2 separate regions of the Homo sapiens genome follow, and region 1 is linked to region 2. The links are chromatin loops, found by intact Hi-C in ENCODE. Cell type or tissue: B cell. All regions are shown on one strand. Each heading gives the region's core, and the rest is flanking DNA. Links, peaks and the distances in the headings are about the cores only. Region 1 overlaps POU6F2 (POU class 6 homeobox 2). Region 2 overlaps POU6F2 (POU class 6 homeobox 2).

What was found. Hi-C counts contacts between places; a loop is a spot of excess contacts. Peaks named below come from ENCODE experiments on the same cell type or tissue, not always from the same donor. Only the 100,000 strongest peaks of a DNase experiment are listed, where the experiment ranks them.
Region 1: a loop joins it to region 2, with 5 times the contacts of the local background. A loop is called at or near these places in 4 of 110 quality-filtered maps.

Annotation. Positions count from the first base shown.
Region 1 is chr7:39,410,634-39,418,971 of GRCh38, reverse strand. All of the region lies in intron 6 of POU6F2 (POU class 6 homeobox 2), which reads right to left. LOC105375238 (a long non-coding RNA gene) reads left to right here. Exons shown (of 3, transcript XR_927186.2): 3 at 2,608-2,692. Among named protein-coding and RNA genes, the nearest start is that of POU6F2-AS1, 8.5 kb to the right of the region's middle. RefSeq lists an enhancer at 4,352-4,481. In B cell, for the core only: no CTCF peak of the experiment used is centred there; a DNase peak (open chromatin) is centred at 4,441; H3K4me3 peaks cover 1,439 bases; H3K27ac peaks cover 448 bases; H3K27me3 peaks cover 464 bases.
Region 2 is chr7:39,350,425-39,358,762 of GRCh38, reverse strand. All of the region lies in intron 5 of POU6F2 (POU class 6 homeobox 2), which reads right to left. Among named protein-coding and RNA genes, the nearest start is that of SNORA20B, 25 kb to the right of the region's middle. RefSeq lists enhancers at 4,186-4,763, 4,764-5,341. In B cell, for the core only: no CTCF peak of the experiment used is centred there; no DNase peak of the experiment used is centred there.

The DNA of each region.
Region 1 (8,338 bases), core at 329-8,328, 60 kb before region 2:
TATACACATATATATACATATATACATATATACACATATATACATATATACATATATATATACACACACACACACATGAAGAGAGCACTATATTTATGAAATGACTACTATATGGTAGGCACTGTATTAGGCACTTACACACGTTATGCTGAAAGCAGCTTTGCTTCAGAGGAAAGCTGGGCTTCAAAGCAGCCAGATCTGGGCTCAAATCCAGGCTCTATCATTTACTGTATGGCTCTGGAAAGTTGGTTAACTTTTCTTTCTTTTTCTTTTTTTTTTTTTGAGACAGAGTCTCACTCTGTCACCCAGGCTGGAGTGCAATGGTGCGATCTCAGCTCACTGCAACCTCCGCCTCCTGGGTTCAAGTGATTCTCTTGCCTCAGCTTCCCAAGTAGCTGGGACTACAGGTGCCTGCCTCTATACCTGGCTAATTTTTGTGTTTCTAGTAGAGACATGGTTTCACAATGTTGGCCAGGCTGGTCTCGAATTCCTGACCTGAAGTGATCTGCCTGCCTCAGCCTCCCAAAATGCTGGGATTACAGGCGTGAGCCACCGTGCCTGACCTGTTTAACTTTTCTGAGCCTTCAGTTCCTCAGCTGTAAATTAGAGATGATAGTGCAAAATCATTGTGAGAATGAAATGAAATGATGAATTTATGCAAAAATGCTTATTGACTAGCATATTAGCATATATGAAATACTCCATTCAGGCCACAGATTTTATTACTGTATTTATGGTCTTTATGTGCCAGATGCCGTTCTAGCCATTTGGTTCTAGCTGCAGTGAACAAAACAAAATACTTTAAATTATTATTACAGTACAGTGATTAAAAACAATCTCTATTAGACATAACTGAGTTTGAATCCAGCCATTTCTAGTTGGGTGATATTGGAAGTTTCTTAATCTGTATAATGGGAATAAACCATATTGTGTGTGGTAGTAAAGAAAAAGTAATATATCAAGTGCTTGGCACATAAATAGCTGCTTGGCACATAAATAGTGCTCAATTAGTGGCAGCAACATATTAATTTATTATTGCTATTAATACTAATCCTCCTAACAAACTTGAGAGGAATATATTAGTGTCATTTCATGGAAGAGATAACTTTAGCTGAGGAAGATTAAATATCTTGCCAGCGGGGGCAGAGCTGCTTGCAGATGAAGTCAGGATTCAGATTTGTCTGATTTGAAAGTCCATGTTCTTTATCCTGGGCCACCTTTCATGTGAGTACATGGACATTTGCACTGTCCATCTCTGTTACTCTAAGGAGATTGGTTTATTGTATCTATTGGCAAGTATCTCATCTAGGGAGTGTGCAACATTTTTTTTCCTGTTTGTGTATCTTTGTGTTGTTTGATTAATAGCATTTACTTACAAATATAAAGCTGCATCACATCTTGACTTCACTGTAGTATTCTGAACCCTCCACCTGATGACATCTTCTCAGGATCTATTTATATTGTTAGTTATACAGGTAGGAAAGCTTAGTTGATGAGACAAATGGCAATTTGGAGTAATGGCTAGTGCACTAAATTCAATTGGGTCATTCAAAGGCCTACATTTGAACTTAATCTGGCTCCTCTCACTGTTGTAAGTTGTGACTTTTCCATTCCTACCTAACTCTGATTTATTTCTCATTTCTTTCTTATTGGCTCTGTGAGTTGATGACATCTTTAAGAGTATTCATCATGTCAACAGCTCACAGACCAATAAGAAAGTTGGGTGCATTATTGGGCATATGGTGTGGTAAATGATATACTGAATGTTTATTTGAAAGTTTAATGTCGCTCACATGTGAATTTAATGTTTTCTCCTCTCCGATAATGCTCATCTTAACTATAAACATAGTTTGCAGAAGGAACTGATGTTGTTCTAGGACGCTAAATCAAAATTCAGCACTTCCTCCTTTTCTTGTCCACCCTCCTTCTACTCAAATCAAGTTTAATTTTCATTCTATAGTTGGAAAAGCTGAGATATAAATGGCTTCCACTCCCATCCCTGACTTTTTGTTAAATACTAAAAAGGAGCCATCATCAACAGCCCATTGTATGGTCTTATTGATACTGGAATTGGTTCAGGATATAAATAACATATTTCCTCAATTATAGTATCCCCCTTAATTACAACATTTCAATGATAACTTCTTTTTTTTTTTTACATTTTTAACATTTTTGAAATTAGGCTACTTCTAACAATTGATATACTTGTTAAATGTGGTATTTTCTTTCCTCCTCTCCAAAAATCACTGGTATGACTTTAAGTGTAATTTAAAATCAGTGGTGTCTTAGACTCAAAAGAATTCTTGTAATTCTTGCTCTATCAATCCCACAGAGTAAGAAGACTCAAAATACAGCATTCGATATTTCTCTTTTTCTTTGGAAGGGTTTACCTCATTCTGGGTGGATCTAGAAATGTGTGGGGTCTTGCCACATTAGGAGCTCAACCAATTCTAACATCACTGTGCTGTGTGGGACAACAATCTTCAGCTGCAATCTTCAGCACAACAGAAGATTCACTGGGATAGGGTTTTCTATTGAGCTCTGAAAGGCTCATTTGATGAGTGCCCATACGAAGCACTCACCATGCATTTCTTTCCTCATTGCTAGGTTGCCTCACTGGAAGCCAGGACACCTATGGACACCTTAAGGCGATTTTCTCTGGCAAGAAGTGGAGATCTGATACAGACTTTTCAAGAATGTCTCATTGCTTTAGACAATTCCCTGACACTACCTGTCTGGTTTCTTTGATTAGCAAAAATAATCATAGTAAAAATACCAATCAAAATACCCTGTAATTATTCGGTAAGGTTTACATCTCTTTACAGTTTTCTAGTGTGTGTGTGTGTGTGTGTGTGTGTGTGTGTGTGTGTGTGTGTGTATGCCTTCGAGAGAAATCTGTGAGGTTGACAGAGCAAGAATTACAATTGCCATTTGCAGATGGAGAAATGAAGGTTCTGGAGTTTGTGACATGTCTGCGGAACAGCCAGGAAATGAACCAGGACTCTGAACCCGAGAAAATCAGGGTGATATGGAAGGATGGGAATGGACTTGGAACGCAAATCTCAGTTCTGCCACTTCCAGAAGATGTTATCCCAGGGAGTCACTTAACCCTTGATGTCTTGAGAATTTGCTCATTTGTGCAGCTGAGATAGTCAAACCTACCATGAACTGCTCTGTTAGGATTATAGATTATACCAGCCCCAGGGTGAAGGCTTAATGCATGGGAGATATTATTTTCATTGTTCTTTTCTGGAAGTCACTTGGCCCAAAGGAACATTCAGCTAAAGCCTAGCACTCCTCTAAGAATTAAGCCAGTTAAAGAGCTTTGCACACAGTAAGAAGTCATGTGAACATTCGTTACAGTATTTTGCCATAAGTGGGCACTAATTGGAATGTAAACTATGCTCATGAAAGAAAGATCTAATATGTCAGACTAGCTCTGAGGGAGCTGTTTGTAAATGGCATCTTGTTACGTAGTACCTGTTTAGAATTATAGCTGTTATTTAGGTTGCTTCATTAGTTAATTGGTCCTCTCCTATCCTTTAGACAGACAGGATGTGCCAACAGACTAGATTTAGGAGCCTCCACAAGAAAACGTTTCCCAATTCCCAGGAAAACGAAATACTCATGGATAAAAATTAAAAAGATGGGGCAGGAGCGGTGGCTCACGCCTGTAATCCCAGCATTTTGGGAGGCTGAGGCAGGTGGATCGCCTGAGGTCAGAAGTTCTAGACCAGCCTGGACAACATGGTGAAACCCGTCTCTACTAAAAATACAAAAATTAGCTGGGCGTGGTGGTGTGCGCCTGTAATCCCAGCTACTCGGGAGGCTGAAGCAGGAGAATCGCTTGAACCCAGGAGGTGGAGGTTGCAGTGAGCCGAGATTATGCCATTGCACTCCAGCCTAGGCAACAAGAGTGAAGCTCCGTCTCAAAAAACAAAAACAAACAAAAAATTTAAAAAGATAAACAAAACGCTGCAGCAGCCAGAAGTGGGAAAAGTGACAGCATCCCAGTTCTGCTTTAGGTGAGAGAGAACTTGGTCCTCTCTAGCTCAATCTTCAGAGAGAATCCTGCAAACTAGATTTCTCACTGTGCATTCCCGCACACCCATTTTATGGTACATGGCAGCCTGCACTGCTGAGTTTTGCTGGGGAAGGAGGGTAGAAAGAAAGAGTTCAGAGAGGGCTTTCCTTTCAGTTCTTTAAGTTAACCCTAAAGCGATTGATAACTCTTTCATTTCAGAAATGTGGTGGGGGGGCGGGGTAGAAGGATGGAGGGCGGGGCGACCTTGGGCGGGGCCGCACCCGCAGTCTTAAGGACGCACAGCCCGGCGCTTCTGCTGGGGCCCTGACGTCCCGCGCGTCCGCAGCTGGGCCGCCCCGCAGCAAAGCTTCCTGTCAAGTCCGCCGCCCGCGGAGTCCCTGCGCATCGGGGCTCAACAGCGCCATTTACCATCAAGAGGGTCCCAGGCCTCAGGACGGCGAGGGCACTTCCGCCCTTCACTCCACAGCCGCCCCCTCCACTCTCCCTCTGCCTGGGCACTGCAGGAGAGCCCCTTCAGCGAGCGCCTCGGATCCTCCCACGTTCATTTGCCCTCGGTTTGCATATTACGAGTCCCTGGGACTTTTGGGAACAGTTTGAGATCCCTTATCTCTGCAAACGTGTTATGTAGGTGTGTGCCCTCAAAACAGCACAGAAATCACCGCGAAGCCCCGGTTGCAAAGGAAACCCCCATTGGAAGAGGTTCTGTTCTGATTTAAATCACTATTTCGCATTTTTAAAAACGTGGATAGGAATGAGTGTGAATGGCTTCCTGCAGCATTTTTTGAAGTGGGCTCTGCCAGCGTGAACTCTGGGAAGTGTTCGGTTGGGGAATACAGGGTTAAGAAAGTTAAAGGGGTTGCTGGGGTGAAGCTCGGTGGGGCAGCCCTGCCGCCTGGCTCCGCCCGCGGGTGGGTCCCACGCGAGACGGCTGCGCGGCGCTGCCCGGCTCCTCGGACCAGGGGACCGTCGTTTGTGGGGCATCTTGAGGGGCTCGTTATTTTCCCGAAGCGCACATTTAGGGAAAAACGGCATTAATGCAACTGTTTCTCCTGAAATGAGGAACTAAAGCTCTCAACTGGGCTCTAAGGGGAAATTTGATATGTTAGTAGAAAGATTGAGGTTTATTGTTTTATCTTTATAACTCAGATGAAGTCAGGGTAAAATTCCTATAATGTTACTAATCCCATGAACATATATATTTCCCAGTCTCTAGAAAGAGCTGATTTAAGAAATGTTATTCGATTAAAAAAAAATGCTACTTGAAGTATATAGTTCACACAACGTGACTTAATTTTTACACCTTTTAAAATAAAATTTGCTACAATGACATTGCAAATGAGACAATACAAGCTTTTTCAGATTTTTTTTTGGCTTATAAAAGAAAGATGGCCAAAACCATTAGTTAAGCAAGGTGATATGAATAGATTGCTCTGTTCATAATATTTGTGAGAAAACATACAGACACCAACTCTGAATTTTCAACAAAACATGTCTGATTCTTACTTATTCAAAATATAGAAACAATATATTCTTTTGCCTTTTTTGTATTTAAAAATGGTATTATTCTGTACATATTATTTCGTATCTTGCTTCTTCAATGAATATTTTGGAGTAAAAATGCAGAACGTGCATGGAAAGTGTTCATTTTATCATGGTAATCACCTTGGGAATGGGAGAAGAAGGTGCTACGGTTTCAGCTGTGTCTGTCATGTTTTGTTTCTTATTTTTTCTTAAAATTTTTTAAAATTAATTAATTAATTATTTTTTTTGTGGCTGCTTCCCGCGGCTCCTATCCCTCTGTTTCTTTTAAAAATAAGCAAGAAGGCCGGGCGCGGTGGCTCACGCCTGTAATCCCAGCACTTTGGGGGGCCGAGGCAGGCGGATCACGAGGTCAGCAGATCGAGACCATCCTGGCTAACACGGTGAAACCCCGTCTCTACTAAAAAATACAAAAAAAAATTAGCCAGGCGTGGTGGCAGGCACCTGTAGTCCCAGCTACTTGGGAGGATGAGGCAGGAGAATGGCATGCACCTGGGAGGCGGAGCTTGCAGTGAGCCAAGATCACACCACTGCACTCCAGCCTGGGCAAGAAGCAAGACTCCGTCTCAAAAAAAAAAAAAAAAAAAAAAAAAAAAAAAAAAAAAAAAAGGCAAGAAAACTGAAGCTAATACGGAAAAAATTGTTAATATCTAGGTGGTTAAACAAGAGTGCCTTTTGTATTGTTTTGCAAAAATTATTTTCTATACATTTAACATGTTTCATTGTTTAAAATGAAATAAAGTAATATATGTGAATCTCCCTAAACTCCTGATCAACTGGCTTTGGCAGGATATTTCTAATGCACCTCATTTATTTAGTCACATAGTCAGAATTACACATATTTCTTTTCCATGGGGTTTGAAAATAATTTTACAAATGTGTTAAGCTATGGCTTTGTTAGTTCTTTTTGGCAGATCTAATAAAACCTAGAGAGGGACTCAACACTCACTGAATAAATTCATTGTATCTCAATCCTTTGGCTGAGATTTGCATTTACTACAACTTTATTTTCATTTATTTTGCAGTGATTTGCTTTAAAAGATTCTCATGTATTTAAATGATGGGCTAATTACTTTAGCAACCCACAGTTCAGGGTTAATTGCTGGTTTTTCATCCTAACAGAATAGCCATGATTTATTAAATGCTTATGGCATATATCAGGCACTGTGCCAAGCACTTTTTCTACCACATTTAACCCCGCAACAAATATATGTGAGAAGCCTATCATTCCTGTTTTACTGGTGAGGAAACAGAGGCCCAGAAAAAGGTTTTATAACATATCCAAGGTCCACACAACTAAGAAGTGACAGTGTTTGGGTTCCAATAAAAGTCCATTCTTTTAGCTACTCTCTTGCTCTCTGGAGATGTTATTTGTCTTATTACAACCCAGAGCAACATCTCCATCTGAACGTCATGTTGCTTCAATTCTAAGATACGTATTTTTAACCATGTTTGAAAGTGATGACATTGGGATGGCCTTCCAGTTGATGTGTCCATCTATGATGCTGGTGGTGTTCCTGCCTCTCCATCCACCCCTCTCCAGCCTAGAGCTTTTGAATAGAGTTGAGTGGCAATCAATGGTTTTGTACAATCAAAGGCATATCCTCTAGGTCATAATGCATAGGCTACTGTTAGAACCATTTGATTGCTTTTCTTTCATCACGGCCTTGTGGTCATTTTAGGAGGCAGCCCCTATCCTACACAGATCCAGAAAATCCTTCCAAATCTCACCAAACCAACTCTGCTCAGCTGTCATATGTATGTGCGTTCTTGAGTAACCTGACTAGGTAAGTCTCTTTACTTTTCCTTCTTTTTAATACATTGAAATAATAGTGTTTAGTTGACTTCCCCCCCCTTGACTGGCTTTTTAAGGACAAACGCATTTGACTTTACTTGCTGCCACTTAAGAAAATTTCACAGTGGTCTAGGACTTAATTTCATCAGGAAACATTCTGAGCTTCAGTTAAAATGTAGAATGCTTTCTTTAGCACCAGTATATAATAAAATTTCATTTGCTTTTACTTTTCTGCAATAACGCCAATAAGGAGATATTGCCAGGGGCACCAGGGAAGCCAATTCTATAGCTGAACAAATCGATAGTAAATCTACTTGCCAAATCTTGAACATACCCACTGAATAAGTGTTAAGAGCACATATATACACTCACATTTTCCCTCCTCCCTGCCGAACTATCCAAGATAAGGGTAAGATTTCCTTAAAATAACTTAATGTCCTACTACTAAGATTTTCACATTCTCAAACTCCTCACACATACACAGACTTCAGCATGGGTTTTTGTGCACAGTTATGAACTGAAAACACATACCATCTTGATTAATAGGTAGCATTTATTGGATGATAGCATTATTGAGTGATGATTATGTGCCTGATGCCATTCTCAGGACTTTAGTCCTAGGACCCGGTGTTACTATTATCTCCATTTTTCAGATGAAGAAATTGAAGCACAGAATAAGGAAACTGCCCAGTCTCACAGCTGGTGGATGGCAGTCTGGCTCCAGAACTCTTTCTTTTTGCTTGTACACTGTACTGCCTCTTGCTGCATGTCCAGATCAAATATAGCTTTCCGGAAACTATGAGTCAAAACTCTTAACAATGATGATGATGATAATTATGCAATCATTTACTGAGAATACCTGTGTACTCAGGCACTGTGGTAGGCTTTCCCCACACATTATCTCATTTAATCTTCATAACCTAGGAGCTTAGATTTTATTATCCTTACTTTATAATTGG
Region 2 (8,338 bases), core at 271-8,270:
AAGAGAATCACTGAGGAAATATTAACTGATATTAATGAACAATCATCTTCAGTTACTCAATCTTTCTGTTAAAAACCCCAGTTTCTCACAATGCTATAGCTCAACCCATTAACCATTTGTTTGTGTATTGCCCTTGAGCCTTAAATAACATCTCTTTATTAATAAATTGTTTACAACTTTATAGAGCAGTAGTTCTTAAACCCTGCTGATCATCAGAATCACTGGCTGCATCCAGGACATTCTGATTTTGCAGTTACTGGGTTGGGCGAGGAGAATTTGTGTTATTAAAGAGTCCCCATCTGATTAAAACTTTTTTATTTAATTTTTTCTTATGAGGAATTTTAAATACATCTAAGTAAGACACAATAGTATAATTAGGTCACATGGACCCATCAGCCAGCTGCAATAATTATCAACTCATGGCCAATATTCTTTCATCTGTACCCCACCCAAACACGTCCACCCACATTATTCTTTTTCCTTCAATATCATTTTAGAAAAAAATCCTAGGGCATGCCATCATTTCATTTGTATTTCTGTAGGTATCTTCAAAAGCTACTGTTAAAAAAAAACTACCTATCACTATCACACCAAAAAATATTAAAAATAATTCTTTCGTATCATCAGATATCCAGTCAGTGGTCATACTTCCAATTGTCTCATAAATGTCATGCTTTTTCTTTTTTACAGTTTGCTTGAATTGTAATCTAAATAAGGCTCACATAATGAGATTGGTGCTGTGTCTTTTGATCTACAGGTCCAATTCTCCTAGCTCACTCTCTCTCTTTCTCTCAAAATTCATCTGAGAAGAAATCTCTGCAGGTGGTTTTGATATGTGGCCAATCTGGGAATCATGACTGCTCTGAAGCACCCTCAGAGGCCACCAGAGGGGGCGCTAGAGCAATTCGTACTCTGAAGCCCCCACCCTTGTTTATGAAACCCTTTGCCCCTTCCCCTCCGTGCCACCTGCAAACCTTTTCATAACATGGCATTTTTGGCTCTAGAGAGAACATGATACATTTATAAGAATTACTTTTTCCATCTTCTTATTAAATTTAGAAGTCATCCAAACTTCTTAGCTTTTGTGGCATCAAGCCAAGTGAAATCAGGTGGCAGTTTGGAAAAATGTTGGAGGTGGCATGGTGATGGGCTTGGGGTAAAAGGCCCAATAATTTATCCTCCAAGCCAGAACAGTCCTGAGAATGAAATGTTAGGGATTACCTGGATGGTAGACTTGCACAGAGACTACCCCGGTTAAAAGGAGGTGGGAGGATCCCTTGGGGTCAGACCGGGGCTCAAACTCCAGCTCCACCTCTTACAAACTGTGGGACTTTTGATGAGTTACCAGCTTCCTCTGAACCCTAGTTTCCTCGCTTTCATAAGTAATTGCATGGCATTCGTAGAAAAACATACCCAAAACACCTAGGACAGTGCCTGGCATATGTTAAGTGCCCAGCAGTGTTTTTGTTTTTTAAACTGGATCCTTGTTTTCATACTGGGAGATTCCATGTGTGTTTGCCTGCTCTTGCAGTGGGGTTTGAAGCAGCCAGGCTGTGTCATGTGAGAGTCCCAGGCATCCAATAGTGGGGTGTGAGGTGCACTCAAGGTAGGAGATCCATTTTCATTTTCTTTGGGTCTCCCTATCTTCTTTATAATATGTTTATGCTTTGGGTAACATGATTTAACCCACGGATCAATCAGATCTATAAAGTATTAACAAGACCTGCTTCTTTGCCTATTATATTCTGAATAGCAAGAACTACCATGTGTTATTGAGATGGTAGGGAAAAGGAAACAGATTAATTAGAAAATGATGGTCCTTACTTTGATGTACATTTCTTCCCAGATAAAATAAACTGATTTAAAGCATTTAAATCAAGCCCCCATTTCCCAAAACCCACTGTGAAGATAATGCAGAGAAGGATGGGGTTGAAACAATTTCAAAGGAGTCATCGTAGCATCTAAGGCTTTTATAGTTCTTATGATGTGCCAAGCATGGTTCTAATTATAACAATAAATAGCTCTTCTTTCATTAGTCATCGTTATCTTCGTCAAGAAATTTTGCAAAGAAATTTAAGACAGTCTGATCACAGGCACTTACATATTTGTGACATGAATAATTGTTAAATCAGAAATCGTCACATACAACAATTATTGACAGCCCTGGGATACACAGAGGTGTGAGACATTGTGTCTGTTCTTAAGGGGCTTATAATTCAAATGAGATAATAAATTGTTCATAAAAAAGATGAAAATAAAAGAAAAAGACTTAAAGAGCAAATGCTAAGTGCCCAATATACGAGTTCAGGAAAGTGATTGTTGAGGGCTGGGCCACTGTGGGCACTTCATGGAAGGAGCAGGAAGTGAAGTGAGCCATGAGGGGTCAGTGATGAGAAGACGGGACATTCCAGGCAAGGGGCATGGACCAGCAAAGCGAGGGAGGGATTGTGTCAGGCACATCTGGGCATGGTGGGAGGCCAGGGTGAATGTGGCAGAGGGAGTTGGAGGATGGGGTGATGAGTAGGGCCAGAGTGTCCAGGCTAAACAGGCCAGCAGAGGGTTTGAGCATGGAGGTGATATAAACTAAATGTTCTTTTAGGAAGATTAACTTGACAGTGGTTTGCAAAGTGGATTAGAGAGAAAACAGAAGTAGAAAGACCAAGTTAGGGAAGATGGTGATAGCTCTGCCTTGGGGCCAGAGTAGGTGGGAAAAGTGAGAAAAGTTCCAGGTACTTTGGATGTGAAGCTCGACAGCCCCTGACTTCTCTGACCAGGGGCCTGTGGACCTGGCCTTCGACTTGCACCTTCCTGAGGGACACAGCTTCCAGGGGCCTAAATTAGCCAATTAATCCCTGTGGGGTTCTGTGCTTCCTTCCCACTGTTTCTCTTTCCCTTTCACTTTCTCTTTAGAATTATCTACTCATTTTTGGTGGGACTACTTGTCAGCTTTTAATATATTACTTAGTCTCTCATTTTAATAGGCTTGTTAAACCACTAATCTGCTGTGTGTTTTCAACCACATAGGCAGTGGTATAATGTTGAAACTTGAAGTTCCCTGGAAGATACGTGTGTGTGGGCGAAGGCTGGGGGGCTGGGTGGTGGGCATTTCTTTTTCGTTCTTTTTGACTGTTGGGAAGGGTGTTTGGTGTTTAGGGGCTCATATCACATGCAATATGTTGGGATACTGATATACCTGCTTCCTGGCCTGCTATACACCTAAGAAATCCCATCTCTGTCTACCTGAAAAGCTGGGTCTTTCAGGCTAGGGTTTTTCAAATTCTTCTGATCTTGTCTCATAAGAAGAAACACATTTTACATCTCAGGCCAACACATATATACATACAAAATATATATGTACAATTAGATCTATCTCTCAACATGTAACTATATATGTTCATTTGTATATCACTTAAAGGAAAGTGTCCTTAAAAAAATTTGTAGCCTTTCTGTGCTCTGGCATTTTCTACTCCTTTTTATTATTTTCTTTTAAAAATGCTAGTTACAAACTACTAAACCAATTTAGCAATCACTCACAATGTCATGAAAAACACCATGCCCTTCCCCAATCTGGGCACATGGTCCCACCTAATCCTTCACAAGGATCCCTAGAAAGGTCCAAGGCACAGCCTCTTGAGTGCCAGGGCCAGCCTGTTTCCATGACTGCCTGTCTTCCTATTCCTTGGTTCAAGGGATCCTCATTTTAAAAATGTGCCAGATTCATTCCTGGTGGGAGGGAGAGCCTTGTCAGACTGGGGGCAGAGAGTATAAACATCTGGCCCAGTGATGAATAAATGGGATTTAGGCAACCTATCATATGGTCAAGAAGAGAGCTCTTACTGCTCCAAAGGCAACTGATAACTATTGATTGGGAAGAACACCTCCTCTCCCTGCTCCTTTCCAATAATCTCTGTTTTAAGATGATTTCCTTCAGGAAAGGCTGAACTCTCTTTATCTAGTTTCCTGATAAAGCAGAAATAGTTAGCAAGAAGTCTTACATTCCTCCTAAATTCTAACTTCTGAGAATTCCTAATGAAATGGCTAGACTGGGTCTCCTTCTTTGTGTTTTAGGGTCTCCTTTGAATCTCTAATGGGGAGATAAGAATTAACTACAGTGAGATTCAAGGAGATACAATGAAAAGGATCTAGACTCTGATGTGTTTTCTTTAAAAAATACTATACGCCGTCCACATCAACCCTGAACACATGGTATGGTATAAAGTGGTGTTTATCTAAACATTAGAACACCAGGACCATATCTATGTTGGAACAATCAGATCTCACAGCCTAGGTTTCTTCTTCCTCTCTTGTGACACTTTAGATTATTTCAATCCATGTCCTAGTTGAAGAACCATGTTGGCAAGGAGATTTTTCTAAAGGTTTTTTCCTATTGCTCAGAGCTAAAGGTTTTGTCCTCTGACCTTTTGATTCCCACTCTGCATCTAATCAATGTCAGGTCACCACACGTAAAACTAAAAGGAGGTTAAATGGAAAAAACAAAAGCACAAAGCCAAACAAGCACAGGGCCCCAGGCCCGCCCGGCTGAGATTAAAAAGCTCACCATTTTGAAATAGTACAATAGTACAGTCTCTTGGAAAAGAAAATATTTCTTGTTTACCCTCCCTGTTCCCCCCACCTCCCATTTGTTTGGTGCCTGATTTGTTTCCAGTTGCAGCAGGGAGGTCAGAGCAAGCCAGGAAAAATGAATGGAATCAGCCTCCTGCCGGGCCGCCTGGAGCGGGCGGGTGTTACGGATCAGCGTAAAGCCAGCTTCCTTTCCCGGGCCTGGGCCGATGTAACTCACTGGAGTGGCAAATTACATCAGACCTACAGCTGTAACCCGACATTATGATTAATTTGATCAGTAATTTCTCCTGTTTTTCATTTTAATCGGTGTGACTATTCTGCTGTGGCAGGTCTTTCAGATCTAATTAAGATAAATTTCCGAGTAAAAGACTTGGCAGACTTTCCGAGTCAAATCCAGGCATCAAGTGTGAAGACCTGCAGCCCCAGTCCATCACCTTTGGGGAGGGCCGGGCCTCCTGCTGGGCAATCAGCCATTCACACTTAAGCAAATTCATAATCTCCAGCACTGCTTAGTCATTCTCTCAAAACGTCCCAGGCAGGAAAAGAAAGGAAGAAAAGCCCTAGACAATGTCATGTTTCCCCATTCCACTGATTTGCCCAAACTACATGGATCACCCCATAAGTGGATGCTTTACAGAATCCCTTAGATGATTTTAAATAAATTTTAAAGCATTTTAAATAAATCCATGCATACGTATATATTAAGCAAACGCAAGTATGCATACATACAAATATTGAAAATACATGTAAGTGACTATGAGGATTTGTCGTTCACATGTACATAATAGTTTAACCCTTTAGTGCAAGGAGACAACTATATACATATTGGGTGGGGGTTGGCAGGACATAAGAGTTTATTTTCCCAATTTGTTTTCTTTTAGGTCAACCCATGCATTCATGTATGCATCCTTAGGCTGATATTTGTACAAGTTCCGGTAGGTTTCTGTTCTTTGAAGATGAAAGTGTGAATGAGATTTCTTCCCAAAGCCCATCATCAGCAGGACCTGCCCGTCCAATCTGGGGCAGGCAGACATTGGACAAAGGTCCAGCTGTGCCTGGGTTCCTAGGTCCACCTGCCTCCTTGCAGGAAATGCAAAGTCAGGCCAAGACCTTTGAAAGGGCAGGTGTTTTTGAAGACATTTCTTCCATTTTGTCAAGAAAACGTGTTTTTATATTCCATGTTCTCACTTACAGGTGGGAGCTAAATCTTGGGGACACAGGGACATAAAAGATGGGGGGAACATGAGACTCTAGTGGCTTCCAAAGGTGGCTGGGTAGGAAGGGGCAGGGGCTGCAAAAGTTCCTTTTTTTGGGCACTATGTTCATTACCTGGGTGATGGAAGCAATAGAAGCCCAAACCTCAGCACCTTGTGATATACCTTTGTAACAAACCTGCACATGTACCCCCAAATATAAAATAAAAATGAAAATTGAAAAAAAAGGAAACCATTGTCTTGCAATGATGGCAGCACTTCCAATTATTATAAAGTAAATTCCCCATTCAAACAGGAGTGACTATTTCTGAAAACAAACATATCACTGGAGTATGCTTACTATGAATGTCATTTTGTACACAGTTCTCCTGCACCCCTGCCCCCTTAAGAGGTTAAGGAATTTCTCCGAACCACCACTACAGGATCTGAAATCAGGTAAAAAGAACCACAGTCTGATTCTGTGTATGGCCTCTACATTTTAAGGATCATTTTGTTACTGTTTTGCATGTATCTTGTGTTTTGCTCTCGAAAAAGAGTGTTGAAGCTATGGTGTTAGGAGAAGCTGCCGCCTCCCCTCACTGAGGCAGGCAATCTCAAATGCACTGTGATTGCTGCATGAAAGACAGTGGGGACAGGTATGTGTGATCTTCACAGTCCTATAGCAAGGTGATTTGGGGCCTACAAATTATCATAAGACCCTCTGACTTCTCACAGGGTTTCTGTTAGCTATCTCAGCTCTAATTTAGTTAGTGGCCACAGACCACTTTAATCGCTGCACTGGTGTTTCAGTTTTGTAGAAATGGCTTCAACAAAACTAGTATATTTACTAAACAAAAAGAACAGACTTGTCCTCAACCCCAAGCTTAGAGTTACTGATTGCTGAGCAATAATCAATCAAGATTTAGATCAGGAGCTATGAGAAAGATGTAAGCTACAAGAAAGGTCAGAGAGGTGGGCAAATGAGAGTCTTTCCTCCAACAGTGCTATCTACCTCCATGACTCCAGGAGTCATGTAATTTAAATAACATCACTTTAGAAGGAGGAAACTCCCACCATGAGAAAAGACTAACAAGAGGCAGATTTGCGCAGTGGGTGAGGTTTTGACATCAGATAGATCTGAGTTTAAATCTCACTTCTTACAAGTCCTCACACCTAACGTCCTCATGTGTGAAATGGAGCTGGTGGTACTGGGGCAGGAGGGTGGTGGGTCCATTGAGTAGCACTTTACCATTCAAGGTGAGCAACCCGCTGCATCAGCATTCCTGGAGCTGGTTAGAAATGCAGCATCTGGGGTGGGCTCTGGATCAGAATCTACATTTACCAGCATTTCAGGTGGATCCATATGCAAATAAAAGTTTGAAAAGCCCTACTATAAACTAGATGAGACAACATCTAGCAGCAGTGGGGCATCTAATGGGCTCTCAATCAGTAGCAATTGTTCTTGTTTTGAGAAGATGTTAAAGATTATGAAAAGGATTATTTACTTTCCCTATTATATTTTAAATATCAAATAGGAATCACCAGGTTTGAACTTTTTCTGCAGATATCGGGCTAATAATTCAACTCCAGAGTCTGGGAGGGGCCCAGGTGGCTGACAAAGCACAGACAGGGTTGTTTTCCTTTCCTGATGGGCTGTGAATCTGGGGAGGGGTAGAGCACAAATGATGCTGGCTCATCCTTTTTGGAAATGAAGACCCAGTCTTATTATATCATAAAATAAAGTCAGTGCTGACTCATGCAATCAATACTTACGGCAAAAAGCATTTTGCATAAACAAAGGGTAGGATTTTGTTCTTTATAAATGAATAACTGGCAGCCTATTTACAAGATCATACATAGTTGTCCTCAAAGCTGGCTGCACACACGGAGTCTCCTGGAAAGTTTAAAAAATGCTGGTGCCCACCGCGGTTCCATTAGAATCCTTGGGTGGGCCCCAGGGCATTGGTATCTTCAAACAACAAACAAACAAGCAAACAAACTCCTCAGGTGTTCCCAGCGTACAGCCAACATTGGGAACCACTGCTGTAAACTTGGAAAATCTTCTCTTGGAAAAGAATACAAAGGAATTGAACAAAATATGGCTGTAGGAGCGCAGGCGTGGTCTCAGCTGTTTGAAGATGGTGTGGCTTGGGTGAGACAAGAAGAGGGAGAGACAGTCACCTGCCAGGCAAGGCCCAGTGGCCCTGAAAATATTTGATTACATGCAGGTCTTCCTTTCTGGTATGAAGATACTCACTTTTTCACTTGAGAGGCTCACTAGCAATGAAAATAACATGTAGGCTGTGCCTTGAAGATGTGTCAAATGGCTTTAATGTGATCATTGCATGCAGGGAGCTTGGAAAACATCCATTTTTGCTTTCTGCCTTTCATAACTTTCTGCCTCAGGTTGGTCCCAAAGACCACTTGGCTTTAGCCTTAGATTGGTCAGATTCCTTCCATGGAGTGCAGACTACTGGAGGTGAGAACTGCTCTAAGGAATATTCCTTTTTTAAACCTTAGACAGGAGTTCAAGATTATTTATATTTTATCTAATTAAAAAA